Linked DNA regions of Homo sapiens: region 2 is linked to region 1. A link is a contact called in ENCODE Hi-C or POLR2A ChIA-PET data. All regions are on one chromosome and are shown on one strand. Each heading gives the region's core, a stretch centred on a gene start or an enhancer-like site at or near the end of the contact. The rest is flanking DNA. Distances are from core to core; before and after follow the strand shown. Region 1 has its middle 57 kb from the start of BCAR3. Region 2 has its middle 67 kb from the start of MIR760.

Region 1 (3,688 bases), core at 431-2,930:
CACTGGATTTTGAAGGATAAAAGAAACTATTCCAAGTGATAAAAGGAGGGAAAAAATTCCCAGGAAAAGTAGGCAAAATGAGCAAAGCTATGAAAATAAAAAATCATCATGGTTAACTTTCGTTGAGTGCTTTCTGTGTGCTGGGTTTTGTTAGGCTTTTGCATTTTATGCTATAGACCTTTCTGAAAGCATGGTCTACGGTCCATCTGCATCAGAATCATCTTACGCATGTTGAAATGCAGATTCCAGCTTCTCCTGTTGGATCAGAAGCTCTGGGATGGGGCTCTCTAACCTGAGTTTTAAGAAGCTCTCCAGGTGATCCTTTTGCACACTCAAGTTTGAGAACCACTGCTAGAAGCCATTTAGATATGTGACCATTTTTAAGTTGTGGAGTGCTGTGGTCAGATTTGCTTTTCAGAAAGCAAATTTTTGAGCAATGTATGAATTGGAGAGGGGAAAGCCTCAAAGCAGAACAGTGGTGATGGTGAAAGTCTGGAGTAGAGAGATAGCAGTTGTACTGGGTTGAATGGTGTCCCCCAAGAATTCCTGTTCACCCAGAACCTCAGAATGTGATCCTATTTGGAAATAGGGTCTTTTGCAGGTGTAATTAGTTACGATGAGGACATAGTGGATTCGGGAGGGCCCTAAATCTAGTAATTGATGCCTATATAAGAAAGAGGAGAGAGAGATGTACCTAAGCACAGAGAGACACACAGGGAAGAAGCCATGTGACAACAGAGGCAGAGCCTGGAGTGATGCAGCTACAAGCCAAGGAATGTCGGGGATGTTGGCAATCACCGGAAGCAAGGAGACAGGCACAGGATGGTTCTCCCCTTGGAGTCTCCAGAAGGAACCGACCCTGCTGACATCTTGATTCTGGACTTTTGGCCTCCTGAACTGTAAGAATAAATTCATGTTGTTTTAAGCCACCCAGTCTGTGGTCATTTGTTACAGCAACCCTAGGAAGCCAATACAGTGGTATCAAGAGGCATTTCAGTGGCAAAATCATAAGGACATAGGGATCAGATTGGAGAAAGAGTGAGGTATGAACAATTAATTATTCAAAAGTTTCTGTTTGGGTGGTCAATGATGAAACTGTGCAACAATAAAGCATGGGCTTGGGGTAATTTTTTTCAAGATGGGCTCTTGCTCTGTCACCCAGGCTAGAGTGCAGTGATGTGATCATAGCTCACTGTAACCTTGAAATCCTGGGCTCAGGTGATCCTTCCATCTCAACCTCACAAGTAGCTAGGATAAGCAAGCACAACCATGCCAGCCTTATTTTTTTATTTTTATTTTTTAAAGACGGGGTCTTGCTTTGCTGCCTTGGCTGATCTTGAACTCCTGGCTTGAAGCGATCCTCCTGCCTTGGCCTCTCAAAGTGCTGGGGTTACAAGCATGAGCCACTGCACCCAGCTCCTGGGCTTGGATTTAGAAGATCAGAGTTTAATTCAAGCTTTGAAATCTACCAATAGTAAGGTGGTGGAACCTTAGTTTTTTCATCTTCAAAGTAGGGACAATATTACTCACCTCATAGTATTGTTATGAGGATTCAATGACATATCATCAAGAAATGTGGACATTCCTGACACTCAATACTTTCATGCTCATTTCCAAAAAGGGAAATTTAAAATGAAATGAAATTGAGGAGAATAACTTGTCTAATAGGCATTCCCAAGCCACAGTTACCACCTCAATGCACTCTGAGCCTACCCTGCAGGCCGGTGATGGAGCTAAGCTTGTGCTCCGCCCTCCCCCGCCATGGGTCTCAGTGCCAAGGATGAGCTGCACTGGGAAGGAATGCACAGAGGTCCCGGCAGAGCTGACCGCAGGTCGGAGATGAGTCTCCGCCTGGCACTGGCATCTTCCATGGTGGTTAACAGCTTGTCTGTGAAGTCCCCATCAGAGGGCTGGGCAGGGCAGGGCAAGGCAGATCAGCAGCTAAGTCCAAGGAAGCCTGGTGGGAGATGCTGGTGGGGAGAGCACTGGTCGGGGAGCAGTTACAGTCATTAAGAAGCCAGTCCTGAGTCAGCCAAGACAGGGTGGGGCGGGGGGTGCCAGGGTTAGGACTGGGGGTGCCAGATAAAATACAGTCTATCCAGTTAAATTTGAACTTTGTATTTATTATTAGTTGAATCTGGCAACTTTAGTTAGGACCCTTCAGGTGAACAAAGGATAACCTGAGAGCCAGGGCCAGAGAATAGGAGCCGTGGGAAGAGCAGAGGGGCAAAGCCTTGGCCTCTGTCCTCTGAGGATATGTTTTCCTGACCCCACCCAAGCAACTGGTGGAAAGGCACCTGGCACTGCCTCTAATCTCCTGGAATTCCCACCTTGACTTGCTGGACAATACTGAACGTTTTTCGTCCTCTGTGCTGTAGGTGTTAATCTCCCAGGTTCTGCTCCCTGGGTTTCAAGCGGTACAACTGGGAAATAAACTTCCTTTCCCCAGGGAAATTGTCCTCTCTGGGTGGCATGGTTACATGACAGCTGCCGCAACCTTAGATGACCCCTACTCCAGTTAAGACGAGACATTTCAGAGCCACAGAGGAGCCTGTGAGATGGGAAATGCAGTGCTACTCAAGGATGGGTGAAAATTAGGGTTAAGTAGTGATTAGAATCAGTTAAGTGTTAATAGAAGGGGTGCCTAGATGTTCATATCTCCCAAATTTAAGGACCTCTATATTTAAAAAAGAACTAGTAATGACTGATTAAAATCTTTATGTTTTAATCTTTTAATACAGTATTAAAATATTCTAAAATAAAAAATGACCAAAAATGTATAGTGTCATCTTTGACCCAGTTAACCTTGCCTATAGAAATGTAGCCTCTTAGAACGCATGCAGGGCCCTGAGCTGGAAGGATCCCACAGCTGGTTTAATGCTCTGCGATTGTCATCTTGCAATTCTTAATAACTTTAGAATGAGGCCCTCCCTACATGTTCATTGTGCACTGAGCCCTACCAATTACGTACTCAGCCCTGCCCTAAGGGGATGGAATATGCCTAAAAAATGAGTACAGTACATGGAAGAAAAGAGCTGGCCAGGTGCAGTGGCTCATGCCTGTAATCCCAGCACTTTGGGAGCCTGAGGCGGGTGGATCACCTGAGGTCAGGAGTTTGAGACTAGCCTGGCCAACATGGTGAAACCCCGTCTCTACAAAAAATATAAAAAATTAGCCAGGCATCATGGCCCATGCCTGTAATCCCAGCTACTCGGGAGGCTGAGGAAGCAGAATTGCTTGAACCTGGGAGGCGGAGGGTGCAGTGAGCCGAGATCATGCCACTGCACTCCAGCCTGGGTGACAGAGTGAAACTCCGTCTCAAAAAAAAAAAAAAGAAAGAAAGAAAAAGAAAAGAGCCTCCGAAATACCAGCCCAAATTTGATACGTGGTGGCACAAAATCACAACAGGAAGGCATTTTCATCTGGGGAGAAAAGTCAAGTCAACTCCGGCAGGTATCTTGTCACCCAGGAAGCTGCTCATGGTGACACCAAATGCCGACAACAATGGCTAGGTGTGTGTGGCATCCAGGCCTAGGAAACTCAGCATGTCCACAGAGATGTTCTTTCCCACAGACACAGGCGTTAACAGCACAAAGTCAAAGGGGCATGCTGTGGAGGGAGAGGCTTCCAGCCTCAGCCACAAGCTGGGCCATCCACTTTTAACTGCACAGAGAGCAGCCTCTAGATC
Region 2 (3,688 bases), core at 862-3,361, 41 kb after region 1:
GTAGAGATGGGGGTCTCGCTAGGTTGCCCAGGCTGGTGGCAAACTCCTGGGCTCAAACAATCCTCCTGCCTTGGCCTCTCAGAGTGCTGGGATTACAGGCATGAGCCACCACACCTGGCCCAATATTTCTTCTAAATTATTGGCTGGAATACTCCTATAGAAAGAAACATTCCCTTCTCCACTATTTGGTTACCCTGAGGTTCAATTTATATGGCAAATGTAGATTCCTTTGCTTTGCTTTCCTGTTTTCAGAATAATGAGTTGGTTCCCCAGTATTATCCAAAGGTGAACAATGGTCTTTATTTTTCTTTTTTGAACATCATTATAAACTTGTGAATTTCCAACAGAATTCATGTGGATTTCAGTCCTTTTTAGTTATTCTTATTCATATTAACATTGTCCCATTTGTGGCCAGTGAGAGCCTTGACAAGTTGACTTCTGAGTCCTGTTGACATGACCCCAGGGATCTCTGACACTTCCCTCACTATCTGGTATATCATGGTGTTTAAGCTTCATCATATGCAATTCCTCCTCTGGACCATCCATTTCTGAAATAAACCCTGGTTCCATTTGGTGGGAAGCATAATTTAGAGACTACAAACCGGTACTAGGGGCATGGACTGCATTTGACTGGTCATTGTTTCTAGGCCTTAATAGTGGTCAGAGATAGGAAACAGATTTAAGATAAGAAAATGTATCATTAGTTTACACTAATATATTTTATTCAAATTTAAAATTACAGAATTTTTACAATTTTAAAAATTTTATATTTGCATCTCTTATGGTGAAGAATCTTGGTTTCTATCAACATTAGCCTAATTACTTATTTGCTCTATCCTATTATATATATAGTGAATAGTATCAGAATAATAATACCAATATTATTACCAGCAATCTGATTACTAAAATCATGGAGTCCTTTTTTTTTTCCTTTTGCCAACCAAACCAGCAGCAGCAGTGAAAGGGAGTTATTTTTGCCTTAGGATAATCTGTTTCTAACGCTTGTTGCAGCCCTGGTTTTACCCACTACTCACACCTCCTACTGGGTTCCCAGCCACCTGCCAGTTCTGGCTCCTCCAACAAGACCCACTTCTCTAGGATCAGGGATTTTCCCTGCTGTCTACTTTTCTCCAACCCTTCTTTGCTCAGCTGAATCCTACTCATCCTGCAGTTTAATACTCAGGTATCATTTCTCGAGGGAAGCCTTTCTGAAGGTAGCACCTCCCCTGTTGTGGTTCTCATTAAACCATTATACAATCACATATTTAATTATCAATTCCCTCACAATATATAGGCTCTTGGAGAAAGGAGGGTGTCTGTCTTTGTTATTGAAAGCCTCAAGCTTTGGTGTGGGGTCATGGTAGGAGCTCAATTTTCTGATACTAATCTCAGGTTCTGATATCTTGGCCAACATCAGAAAAAGCAGTTGAGGAGGATGGGAGGAGGCAAGATGGGAGGAGGAGTGGTGAAGGCAAACAGCTGAGTTTCAAACAGTCAGAGTTTATTGTCTAAAACTTTGAGGGAGAAGCGCCGATGCTGAGTTTTAGGCAATTCACTTTTGTATAGGAAGCATGGTGAAGATAGGCCACCTAATGATTAACAAAATCGTTAGAGTAGCAACAACTTCTAATTGAAAGATGCCATTCCTGAGGTCCAATGACTTGGCCAGGGCCAAGTCATTCATTCATTCATTTGCCCACAGCTGTTTATTGAGCTGTGTTGTATGCCAGGCACTATTTTCAGCAGTGGAGAATAGGGTAGAGAACAAAAGGAAACTCCTAACCTCATGTGGCTTACATTCTAGTGAGAATGACAGGTACCAACTAATAAACAAATAAGGATGAGTCGGTGGACATAAGTAAAATGAAGAAAAATAAAGCATGGCAAGAGGATAGTGAGTGATGAGTAGGGCTATTTGGGTATTGGGATCAGAGAAGACCCCTCTTTGAGGGAAACTTGGTTGAAAAAGAAAGTGAGCCATGCAGATACCTAGGGGAAGGGTGTTCCAGGGTAGCATTAGTCATGTTGACAGAATGTCATTAGAAACCTGAGCCTCTTCCTTCAGCGCTTTAAGTAATTGCTTAGTGCGTAAGTTGTTCAGGAAATGAGAACAAACTTAACAATGCACGTACTCCTGGATAGCAGACATTCTGCTAAAGGATTTTGCAGCAAGGGAATGGTATGTGGCAGCTGCAATACCCACCTCCAGCCCAGCAGGGCCTCTCATGCCCACCTCTTCCCTCCTCCCCCAATCCCAGGATGTGAACAACATGACCCCAGTGCTTCATTTACAATTTGGGACCAGCTAATCCTAGGTGACTCCGGTTCCTGTTGCCCTTGGCCTCCACCCAAAAGGTAAACCCCTCAGGACATGTCTTCTCATCCTCAAACCCACATTGTTTCCAACCTCCTTCCCACTGACCTCATCCCCCACTGCTCCTGGAATTCCCTCCCACCCTCAGGGCCTGCTTAAGGTAGACAACACCCAAACCTCAGCCTTTTCTTTTCTGTTCCCTTACAGGACTCCTCTGTGGCCTTCCTTTGCCACCTTTTTCATGGAAGGCTGCTCATTTTCCCACATCCTGTGGGGACTCAGAAGCGATCAGCATTGTCCTAGCTCCCCTGATACTTTGCTCAACTCTCCTTTGTACAAATGATCTTTGATTCTTATGCCATCTACCTCTTCCTTCTGCTTTTCCTACCAAATCCTGGTTATCCCATAATAGTGACTGAGGAATTGACTCATAATGTTTCTTCCACTCCAACTCTTAACATCACTTGAAATGTCTACACTGGGCTGATGATTCTCTTAAAACTCTTCTGTCACATTTCCTTGGCTTCTTCAAACACAATGACATTCATCTGCTCTCTACTCTGGCCACCCAAAGCAATCAAGTGGCCCAAAGCACAGGCACAGAGACTGGAAAAGAAAATGGAGATGGTAAACAGGAAGTGAAGAGGAGAGGAAAAAAAAAAAAAACAAGATGGAGGAGCCAGGATTTTCTTTGCAGAAAGGGCTAGAAGCTCAAAACTCCATTTTGGGGGTGCGTTTGACATGCATTGTGGATGGTTTCATTTGGTTTAAAATCTTTTTTGATCTGGACAGAAATTAGGGTATTCTGGTTAATAATACATTTTGTTAAAAGTGAACATAACATACATTACTAAATTTACTAAGAAGAGTAAAAAACCTCACTGATACCCCTTAACCATTACTTGCTAAATAATAACATCCTTTGCATTTACAAAGTACTTTCACATATTTTATTTCATTTTAATCTCAAAACAGCCTTGTCCTGATTCCCCCTATGATTCTGCAATGATTTGGCTCATTGTTCAGAAATCTAGATCCCAGTGCCCTGGGTCAAGTGGGGCTGGCTTGAACAAAAGGTACTCTGGAACCCCAGGGGAGGGCCAGTAGGAAAAGAAGGGCAGCCACCATGTATAGAGCTGTGGAGTGGAGGAGATTGCCCAGTTCTCCAAGGTCCAGCTGACTAAAGCACCTGCCCCTAGTCCACTTGGCCTATGCCAGGAGTCAGCAAGCTTTCTTGGAGAGGCAGAAAATAAGACAATACAAAAGAAACAACCATGGCTATGTTCCAGTAAAACTCTATGGACACTGAAATTTGAATTTCATGTTATTTTCACACATGAAATAATACTCTTCTTTTGATTTTTTTCAACCATT

Evidence for each region. Hi-C counts contacts between places; a loop is a spot of excess contacts on that map. ChIA-PET counts read pairs that join two places held with the same protein, here RNA polymerase II (POLR2A). Pooled maps may share reads with other maps.
Region 2: a map of PC-9 shows a loop between it and region 1 (11-fold over the local background). The contact joins two enhancer-like sites. A Hi-C loop is called at or near these places in 8 of 168 maps with a recorded cell type or tissue (HCT116, HepG2, MCF 10A and 5 more) and 5 of 50 pooled maps. POLR2A ChIA-PET finds 5 or more read pairs at or near these places in 5 of 52 experiments (AG04450, BJ, H1 and 2 more).

The regions. Positions count from the first base shown.
Region 1 is chr1:93,736,716-93,740,403 of GRCh38, forward strand. It overlaps a transcript of BCAR3 not described here. Among named protein-coding and RNA genes, the nearest start is that of BCAR3, 57 kb to the left of the region's middle. RefSeq lists an enhancer at 853-2,052. Within about 2 kb of position 1,681, at least 4 of the 41 ENCODE cell types and tissues checked have a DNase peak (open chromatin) inside an H3K27ac peak, as active enhancers do; they include HCT116, PC-3, PC-9 and 1 more, where a contact is called at or near this core.
Region 2 is chr1:93,777,605-93,781,292 of GRCh38, forward strand. It overlaps a transcript of BCAR3 not described here. Among named protein-coding and RNA genes, the nearest start is that of MIR760, 67 kb to the right of the region's middle. Within about 2 kb of position 2,112, at least 6 of the 41 ENCODE cell types and tissues checked have a DNase peak (open chromatin) inside an H3K27ac peak, as active enhancers do; they include HCT116, PC-3, PC-9 and 1 more, where a contact is called at or near this core.